Linked DNA regions of Homo sapiens: region 1 is linked to region 2. A link is an interaction called in ENCODE POLR2A ChIA-PET data of the cell type or tissue named here. Cell type or tissue: OCI-LY7. All regions are shown on one strand. Each heading gives the region's core, and the rest is flanking DNA. Links, peaks and the distances in the headings are about the cores only. Region 1 overlaps LOC105376107 (a long non-coding RNA gene). Region 2 overlaps LOC105376107 (a long non-coding RNA gene).

The links. ChIA-PET counts read pairs that join two places held together with the same protein. Peaks named below come from ENCODE experiments on the same cell type or tissue, not always from the same donor. Only the 100,000 strongest peaks of a DNase experiment are listed, where the experiment ranks them.
Region 1: POLR2A ChIA-PET joins it to region 2 with 5 read pairs; 2 of 35 experiments call an interaction of 5 or more read pairs at or near these places.

What each region holds. Positions count from the first base shown.
Region 1 is chr9:82,149,898-82,155,286 of GRCh38, reverse strand. All of the region lies in intron 1 of LOC105376107 (a long non-coding RNA gene), which reads right to left. Among named protein-coding and RNA genes, the nearest start is that of SPATA31D1, 160 kb to the right of the region's middle. In OCI-LY7, for the core only: no CTCF peak of the experiment used is centred there; no DNase peak of the experiment used is centred there.
Region 2 is chr9:82,089,299-82,094,687 of GRCh38, reverse strand. The region is part of intron 1 of LOC105376107 (a long non-coding RNA gene); the gene reads right to left. Among named protein-coding and RNA genes, the nearest start is that of SPATA31D1, 100 kb to the right of the region's middle. In OCI-LY7, for the core only: no CTCF peak of the experiment used is centred there; DNase peaks (open chromatin) are centred at 287 and 2,867; H3K4me3 peaks cover 1,068 bases; H3K27ac peaks cover 1,106 bases.

The DNA of each region.
Region 1 (5,389 bases), core at 302-5,301, 60 kb before region 2:
TCTCCATTTCTAACAGTGACTGTAAAAACAAGGGGTGAAATGTTCCATTCTGACATTCAGAATAATGCTTCTGCAGTTTCCATGTCCCCAGGAAAAGGGCCCATGAAGGTAGCAACGTTATCTATCTTGTTCATTGTTCTGAAACTGGCACTATTTCCAGCATAGAAAAGGTCTCAGTAAATATATGCTAACTGATTGATTCCTAAAGCCTCCAGACAATTCATTCTTGAGTTCAACTTCCATTATTGCTGTAGAAGAGAATACTATTTTCAGGATGTGGCATAACATGCTTTAATGCATAAACAGATTTTTTAATGAATGAACAGCTTCAGGGGAGAGACATGAGAAACCAGTGCTTATATATTTCTCAAATATGTGATGCAAAAGAAAATCTCTATTATGCTTAAGACCAAATCATCCCCTTTCCTCTCTCCAACCCCTGTTCCTCTAATCATCATCTCATCTCATGACAACACACCTACCCAGTCATCTAAGATAGAAATGTCAGAAACCTTTGATTTCTTCTATTTGACCACTGGAACTATCATTAGTTACTATGTCATGGAAATTCTTTTTCTTCATATCCTTCTTGAAACTACTCCCCAACCTCAACTACCATAGCCAGTACAAACTCTTACCTGAAATATAGGTCAGCCCTTCCTTCTTCCTGCGTATATTATTCCGTTGAAAAAGGAAATTACATGAGTCTGAGAGAAGTTTATTTTTTACAAAGCCAGTGGAGTTATTACATAGTTTTTATTTTCAAATTGTATTCTGTGATATTTTTCAACATATTCTTAAATTTAAAGGGTAAACTTACAGGCATAAAAACTGAATCTACTTTTTTGCATCTTTCAAATAATCTATTTTTAAAATATTTTCCACATTGCTTCCAAATCTAGAGAATTATTCCAGGAAGAGAATTCCAGGTTAAAATGAGTTACTTCTATAACCCCTCTTCCAAAAAATTCTGTGTATTACACATGTGTATGTTTTAAGTTCATGGACCCATGATTTACAGAAATGGTTTCAACAGTTTTATTTAGATATTATTGACAGATAATATATGCCATGTATTTAAAGTGTACAGTTTGATAAGATTGGGAATATGTACATACATGTGAAACAATCATGACAAGCAGGGTAATTAACATATCCATTATTCTTAAAAGTTTCTCATATTCCCTTATAATTTCTCCTTCATGTGTCCTACATCTTGAGAATCATCATTTCACATATTTTGTCTGAGTGGGTTTTTTCTTGGTTATTTTAGGCAGTAGAGTAAATGTAGTCCCTGTCTCTCCATCTTTTGCAGAAGTCCCTCAGTTAATATTTTTACTATATAATTTCAGTTACTTTCTTAGTGACTAATGTAAGGATTACAATATGCATTTTAAGTAATCATAATCTATTTGAAACTTAAACCAGCTTAATTCTGGTAAAATATAGAAACTGTCCTGTATCCTCTCTTTGTGCCATTATTGTAATATATATTACATCTATGTTATAAACTCAACAATAGTTACAATTATTATATATATAATATCTTATATATTTATATATTATATATAATTTATATATTATAATACCTTTATATATTATAACACCTTTTTAAAAATTTAAGAGAAAAATATTTATGTAATCTTTTATATTTATCCATATATTTAGCTATTTCCAGTGCTCTTTATTCTTGTAAATAAATACATGAATTTCAGTTGCTATCTAGTGATTTTCAGACTAAAAGATTTTCTTTAGTATTTCTTGTAAGACAAATCTGTTAGTAAAAAATTATTTCAGCCTTTGTTTATGTGAGAATGTCTTTTTTCACTTTCATTTCTGAAAAAGTTTTCCTAGAATAGAGAATTCTTAGTTGAGAGTTATTTTATTTTCTTTCAGCATTTTGAATATGTATTTTGCTGCCTTCTGTCATTCATTATTTCTGATAAGAAATTAATTGTTAATCTTATTGAGGTTCTCCTGTACTTGGTGAGTATTTTTGTTCTTGCTGCTTTCAAGACTCCTTCTATCTTCATGTTTCAGTTTGACTATGACATGACTATGTGTGAATCTTTCTATTTATCCTACTTGGGGTTTGTTGAGATTCTTGAATCTGTAGAGTCATGTTTTTCATTACATTTTGGAAGTTTTCTGTCATTACTCCTAAAAATGTTCTATTTCATTCTTTCTCTCTTATCCATCTGAGAATTCCATTACATGTATACTGATAAACTTGCTATTGACCTAGAGGTCTCCAAGGCTCTGTTCATTATTCTTCAATCTTTATTCTCTCCATTCTTCAAACTAGATAATTTCAACTGATTTATTTGAAGTTTTCTGGTTTGTTTTTTTTTTTCAAATCTTCTACTGAGCTCCTTCAATAAATCTTTCTTTATTGTACTTTCAACTCCAGAATTTTCCATATATTTATTTTTGACACTTTGTATCTCTCTTTATTAATATACTCTAATTGCTAAGTAGTTGTCATCATACTTCTCCTTTAGTTGTTAAAACATGGCTTCCTTTAGTTCTTTGAACACATTTAAAATAGCTTCTTTGAAATCCTCTGTTAAATCCAAAATCTGGACCCACTCGGTTTCTGTTGACTGCTTTTTTCCCCTAGGTATGTTTTGCCTTGTCCTGTTGCTTTGTATGTTTTATTATTTTTATTGAAAATTTGATATTTTAGATAATATATTATAGTAATTCTAGATTCTTATATTTTCCCCAAGAGTTAGAGTTGCTGTGTTTTTGTTTTAGAAACTTATCACTGTAAATCTGTAGAATTGTTTCCCCTATGACATGTGGCCCCTGGTGTGTCTGCTCAGTAATTTAAGTCTTGTTTTTATTTTTAAGCTTGGCTTTCTTGAGGTCATCCCTGTGTCTGTTTAGCTTAATAGTCAGCCAATGATTCATCAGTGGTTTTAATCAAACTCTTTGAACCAATAAACCTTATACTGTTAATCACTGGATCTGTGTGTGGGTTCATTCAAAGTTTAAGAACTTTCAGTCTTGCTCCAGCATTTATTTTCTGCTGGGTTCTTGTGGATCAACTCTACAGGTATATAGCCTCCCAATTAGCCAAGGATACGTAGACAGATTGAGCTCTTGATGGTCTCCCATCTACATATACAATGTAGTTAGAAGAAGGTACAGAAAAAGTATCCATCCCCTCTAAGTCTGTCTTATAGCTAGGATCTCCCTGTTTTATTTCTAATTGGCTCGTTGGTCTGGTGCTTGCTCAAACTGGGTTGACAGCTCAGATGAGAAGTTGCTAGCTTTCCTGATATGCTTGCTTCCAAGATCAGTACTTTTACTGAGAATGCTTTTGAAAGTGAGTTTTTCATATTTTGTACAAAATCAAGTGAATCTGTTCTGGCAACAAAGCTTCTGGTTTTCATAGCTTGCCACACACAGTAGAACTACCCTACTAATCAAGCTGGCAAGAAGGGAATAAGGTCCAGTCAATAACGTGATAGATTCCCAATGTTTTTATCTGGAGTTCAGTAGTTTTTCATAAGCAAATGCTTTTCAATTTGTTTTTTACTTTGATTGATTTCAAGGGCCATGTTTTGGGGAAAGAGGACTTGCCTCCCTCCTCATTCTACAATAAAGAAGTTGGGCTTCTTGACTGATTTTTCTATTCCTTATGGATCAATTTTCCTGCTTCTTTGCATGTTCAGTAACTTTTAATTGAAAGCCAAACATTGTGAATTTTACATTCTTAGGTGCTAGATGACTGTATATCCCTATACATATTCTTGAGCTTTGGTCTGAAACACAGTTGATTGGAAATAATTTGTTCCTTTTGTGTCTTTCTTTTAAGCTTTGGTAGGTGGGAACAGGGCAATGTTTTAGGCTACAGCTAATTTTGTCACATTACTGAGTTTAAAGTCTTCTGAACACTCCACCTGATGACTTTCTCCTGTCAGCTGTTCTACTCTAGCTGGTAAGAACAGGAACTATTCCCAGCCTGTGTGTGTTCTGGTGATTATTCCTTCTAATGCTCTCAGCTGGTTCTTTCCATGGCGTCAGGAAGTTTCCCTAATAGCATGTACTGATCATTATTCAGCTAAAGCTTCAAGGGAGACCTCTGCAGATCTCTAAAGTTCTTTCTCTATGCAGATCTCTCCTCTATGGTCCCTTGCCTGACAAACTCTAGCTACTTTCATCTCCCCAGATTCCCAGCTTTGTCTCCTTAACTCAGGAAAACAACTCCACATGAGTTCCCCCTCACATGCTACAATCTGGAAACTCTCTCCAGGCAATAGGCTAGGGTAATCATATGGCTCTTTTCATCTGCTTCCCATCTCTTAGGAAATTGTCTTTTATTGCTTGATGTTCAGTATCTTGAAACCATTGTTCCATATATTTCATCTGTTATTTTGTTAAGCTGATTCAGGTGGGAGGGAAAATCTGATGCCTGTTATCCCTTCTTTCTCAGAAGTCAGGAATGCTTATTTTGATCAAGGGAACACATTTACTTGAGTCTGTTGATTTTTTTCCCTTAATTTGTTTTTCTATCATCCTCCTGTAAACCATTCATGTTAATTGTCACTTGACCCAATCTTAATCATGCAACATGTATTTTTTTAATACTTACTATAGCCAGCCACTGCCCTAAGTACTGAGGATATAGACACAAATTAAAATACAACCACATGCTGAAGGAATCTGTGGCCAGAATCACCGTCCTAGTTTCTCAGTGTTGGGTCATTCAGATGAGCACTCTCTTCTTCCCTCACCCAGCTCCACACACCTTTACCCTACCTACTAGTCCTGTTGCTTCACACTCTGCATTGCATGTTCCTAATTCATTTAGGTAAAGAGAATATTTTTAAAGCCTCATACACCTTTTCCTTTATGCCATCTCTCTCTAATAAAAAGAAAACGTTTCATCTCTCTGTTATGCAGGCCTATATTTATTATGTTTTTCTCTTATTACATTAATTTTATTTGAGCAAAAGAACAACAATCATGTTTAAGCTTACGATGGGAAACAACACAGCAAGATTCCATAAATAGAGTTTAATTGCAGTAATTACTTACGTTAATTATATATCAACTGATTATTTTTAAGACATATTTATTGAGCACCATCAGCTTTCAGAAGTACCCATCATTCTCCCACTATATTTTTCAGATTTTCTACCCATGCTCAGAATAATCAACTATCATCTGACACATGATATAATAAGTACCTAATGAAATCCCAATTAAAATTGTATTTGAGACGCTTAATTTTAGAGATAAATTAGCAATAATTACATGATTCAAGAATCCACATCAGACAGGAAAGACACAACTATATCTTGACTAACTGGAAAGGACAAGCACAGATGAAGCCTTTTAATGTGCTTTCCAAAACCTGTTACAAAACATTATTGTACCT
Region 2 (5,389 bases), core at 185-5,184:
CCAAATGACACATCCTTTCAAGAAAGGCTGTTGAAGCAAAGCAAGGCACAGGACAGTGAGGGTAGTGTAGAAGCTGGCACAGAATGCTTATACTTAAGGACAGGCATAACTTAAAGGGAGTGACTATAGCCTCCAGTAAGAGAAGCACTCCAGCCTGGCTCTTCCCTGCTTCATCCCAATTTCAGCTTTTATCACTTCATGAGAACTGTACCATGGTAGAAGTAAGACCTTTGAATATGCCAGTAATACTTCATCAGATCTGTCCTCTGCAGTCAGCTAGCAACTTCCTATATGTCACTTTCAGTTTGTGGCCCCTGTACCTTAGCTTAGTTGGCCCTGCATTTGCCTCTACTGCCCTCTCTTCCTGACAGACCTATCTTGTCCTGGGCCTCAGTTTCTCAGCTTTTAGAAACTTTAATCATTCTTTGAGGCCTGGCTCAGTCACAGTCAGAATTAGTCTTTCCCTCCTCTGTTTCCCTCCCCTGTCTCCATGAGCTCCATTCTTCTGTAGAGAGCAAAATTAAGGGCTGGGCCAGTTGGGTGGTAGCCCAGAGTAACAATCTATAAGAGGGGGCTTTCACTGAAATAAAATGGTACCATGGTACCCACAAGCAGTTCCATAAATAGCTGAAAATATATACATATAAATTGACCTTAAAAATATGAAAAATCAGCTGGGCGTGGTGGCACACATCTGTAATCCCAGTTACTCAGGAGGTTGAGGCAGGAGAATCACTTGAACCTGGGAGGCAGAGGTTGCAGTGAGCCAAGATCATGCCACTGCACTCCAGCCTGGGTGACAGAGCAAGACCCTGTCTCAAAAAAAAAAAAAAAAAATTGATCTTCCTCATCAAAGCTGAGGGTACACTTGAATAGAATATTAAAAATTCAGGCTGGTAATAATCTCTCCCCTGCTAAATAAATGCAGAATAAATATTTTTTAAATATTGTTTTTTAAGGATATCAAATTATCTTTCCCAGCATCTCTACCTGGTATGATCTGGGCCTGTTTTTGTTACAATCTAACTACAATACAGTTCGTTGCATATCTGCCTTTATCACTTTTATATTTGTATTCCCCAGAAGTTAGCACAGTGCCTTGCATATGGTAGGTGTTCAATTAAACTATGTTAGATAAATTAATTGGTAGTCTTCCTTACACCCAACTATAGGCTATAGTTTAACAGAAATTGGGAAAGAAAGCTGAAAATTATCGCAGTTACACCAAGCTGTTTAATTACCTTAACTCCTCCAGGAAATCTGAAAAAGTAAACAAGCAAATTGAGAGAGATAAACCAGTTCCCTTTGTAAGGATAAATTGTGCCTGCCTAAGAGACACTGCTATGTGAAAGAAGGAAGGAGAGAGATGTTATTCAGCAGAGTTGATGAAAAGCACAGCTTTTCTCTTCCTCCTAAGTTGAACATTGACTAAATGGTCTCATTATTTGTTTTATAATTTTCTAAACCATTACACACAATCACACCCAATGCCAAATACAAATAATTTCATTAATCCAGTTTTGAGATTTTCCACCAGACTCTTTACCTCCGTTAATGCAGAGTAACTGAAAGTGAATAGCCAACATGGTAAATTAGACTAGAAGTAAATTCACCCGTTTGGTTCTTTCCTCCGACTTTCCTATGCTGTTTTCTGTTGACATCTCACCATCACCATAAGCATACACATACAAACACATACATGCACACGTGTGCATAGGTACCCCAAGTAAAATTATTATATGAAATAAATCACCTTCATTACACAGAAAATTACGTCCCATTTCTTAGGTTTCTTATGACATATTCTTTGGATTCAATCAGACTACCAGACCTAAATTCTATACAAGCTCCATGATTTAATATCAATCTAACCTTTGGCAAGTCACATAACTTCTTCTTTGAGTCCCAGCTTTTCTTCTGGAAAATGTTGCTGATGATGTTCATCTTTCAGGCTTTCTGGAGTGTTAACTTGGATGACATAAAAATACCTAGTGCAGTTGCAAACACACAATGAGCACTCAGTTAAAGTGCCCCCTTTCTTACTATCTAAATTTTCTCCTAAAAAGTTGGGTCACATGGTCAATGAATTTCTTTTTTTTTATTTTTATTTATTTTTTTTTTTTGAGATGTAGTCTCACTCTGTCGCCCAGGCTGGAGTGCAGTGGCGCCATCTCAGCTCACTGCAAGCTCCGCCTCCCAGGTTCACGCCATTCTCCTGCCTCAGCTTCCCAAGTAGCTGGGACTACAGGCGCCCACTACTACGCCCAGCTAATTTTTTTGTATTTTTAGTCGAGACGGGGTTTCACCATGTTAGCCAGGATGGTCTCGATCTCCTGACTTTGTGATCCGCCTGCCTCGGCCTCCCAAAGTGCTGGGATTACAGGCGTGAGCCACTGTGCCCAGCCGGTCAATGAATTTCTAAAATAACCAACTATAAGTGTGAAATTGTTTGTATGTACTTAACCCCACGCCCATAGCATTCCCAAGGTTCCTGCTAGCCTACACTGGGACTCCGTGAAAATTAGACCTCCTATCCCCCAACCTTCTACCCTCACCAGTGTCCCACTGAACGCAGCCCTGCAGGCCTACAACTTGTGGAATGGGGCAGGGCCTGAAAGCCTGAGTGTTGCTGCACTCTGAATCAGCATCTTGCCAAACCTTTGTCTTCACCTTATTTCCAATGAACATAAGGGTAGTTCTTCCAATCCAATTTCCCAGGAAAGTTGAGGCAAAATCTCCCGAGGATTCCAGAACTTGGAATTGGTTTACAGCACAGGATGGATGATTTGTGCTGCCACACTCAGTCAGGACCCAGAATATAAATAGCACCAACTGCAAATGAGAAATTTCCCTTCCACCCAGTTCTACTGATGCATATATAATGAGGTGACACTGGGCCTTGCATTTAGGTTTCCTGAGTCACAATTTCCTCATCTACGAAATTGAGTTAATACCTGCCCTATTCCTTACCCTCACCAAACATTATGAGGTCCAAGTAAGTTGGTATGTGCAAACTTTAAATCAAGCCAATATGAGACAATTTATTATCAATTTCTGCCCCCCTAAATTCATCAGAATCACAGTAACAAACCAGCTGCTTAACAAACGTAAAAGAAGCAAGCAAACAAAACACTGTGACTATTATCAAAAGATTTAAGTGTTAACACCCAACCGAGGCATCACCTTTTCTGTAAGCCCATCCCTGATTCTCCATGCCATGTCACCCTCTCCTCAGATGAAATGAACTTGTTCCTCCTGATGTTGCCTCTGCATTTATAGCTACTTCTTTGTTGCACATACCTCAAAGAATTATAGTTAGTTGTTTGCTTGTCTGTCACCCCTGCCAGACTGTGAGCTCATTGAGGGCTGGAGCCATATCTGTAACCTAACCCTGACCTGGCTCACTGCCTGGCACATAAGTCCTACTGTAGGTATCTTCAGAGGTGAAAGGAATGAGGAGCATTCTGACCCGCATTCTTTTCTCAACTCTGCACCTCACTAAGGTCATGAGTGAGCTTGGACAAACTCCTTTTCTTCCATGAAATGAGGACATCAGACTAAATCAAGTTTACAAACTCCTGCTCCACAGGCCCAATCTAGTCCTTCAGACATGGTTTTTGGCCTACATAGTTGATGGAGTTAAAAAGAAACCTCAATTAACTATGAACATTTAGAGAGCAGAAAATTTCATGTAAAACTTGAATTTTTAGCTTCTGTTTAAAAATGAGATTTCATAGCACTGGTTGCAACTCTCTATAGCAACAATGGATGGAGCTGGCTGGTACATCCCCCTCTGAGACAGGCTAGGAGCCACCCAGTCCACCACAGTTCTCTTGATCCAGTCACTCATTTCTATTACCTGCCTCTGTCCTTACATGCATTTCATTAGAGTTTCTAAATGCAATCTAGCTGTAATAACATCACTCTAGGTCTTTAGGAATCTTCTCCTAAACAGATAAACACACATATATTTTTTACCATGCAGACAGGAGGCTCTGAAGCCACCACTCCTATCGCACTACTCACTATCCTCACCCTGGGCTAAAGCCCCTTGCAATTAATGAAAGAAAGGAAAATACATCAAATAGAGGAAAAAACAGGAAGAAGGAGGAGGAGAGGGAGGCTTTAGCTACAAATAGTGCTACTAGAGGTATTATGATATCATGTGTGGAAAATTAGAGAGTTATACAGTGCCAGATTTTCCATACAGCAAAGCAATCATTTTGTCTATGATCCTGGAATCACACATAACAGAGGATGTGAAAAACTGGAGGTTAATCATCAGAAATTATTATGGCTTTGGGTGTCACTCCTACTGGTGTTCTCTCCCTCCTGCTCCCCATGGCTCCCTTGCAAAGAGCTGCAACTAGCAATTTGAAATTTATACACCTTCACGGGAGAGATGCCCCATCTGCAGCATATCCATAACCTCCCAAGGCAAAGCTGCCATTACTTACAGTATAATCAGTAGCACAGCAGGTGCAGAGAGGAGGAGAGAGCTAGGTACATATTACTAAGAAGCCTGATGAGTCCAACATACTGCTCTTCTCTAACAAGTATTGCCCCAGGAAATTTAAAATAGCACATATCGATGTGCATGGCATACATCTGCTAAACCCATGTGGTGTTTGATTGGACAGATCAACACCAACCTAGCCTGCATTTTCTCTCCAGCTTCCTTCATGCTCTGGCTAGATCAGTTTGAGCACAGAGCCCAGCATAAACTCTGTCTTTAGAACGTTTGGCTGGTTTCTTACAAAACTACCCACATCCCTAAATTCCCAGGTTTTCCCCTTTCCCAAAAGCTTCAAGTAGATAACTGAAAGAGAAAATTATATTCTTTTCCCATGCCATCATCTTTTTAGACTAGTATTCTTGTCTCGTACCATGGTCTTTTAGTCTTGAGACTAGTCCCTCAGCTAATGAAGAGCAGAAAAGTCTTATTTTATAAATATTTTTTATTAGCATTTATGCTTCAGAAGTAGAGAATTCTAGTAAGAAAAGTCAATAACAGGCCAGGCACAGTGGCTCACACCTGTAATCCCAGTTAGTCGGGAGGTTGAGGCAGGAGAGTCGCTTGAACCTGGGAGGCAGAGGTTGCAGTGAGCCGAGATCGTGCCACTGCACTCCAGCCTGGGCAACAGAGTGAGACCCTGACACACACACACACACACACACACACACTCAATAACTAGCACAATTAAATTGCAAACTGTTCCACTCTCTCCCGAAATATTCAAAGCAATCTATCTAGGTGCAGCTTTCAGTCAGTTTCTCCATCTCATGAACATTGTTCTCAAAGGTGATAGGTCTGGAGAGAGACGATAATTACAGCAAACCCATTAGCTACATCTCAAAAAGACAGAGTACACTCAAAGTGTACACACTA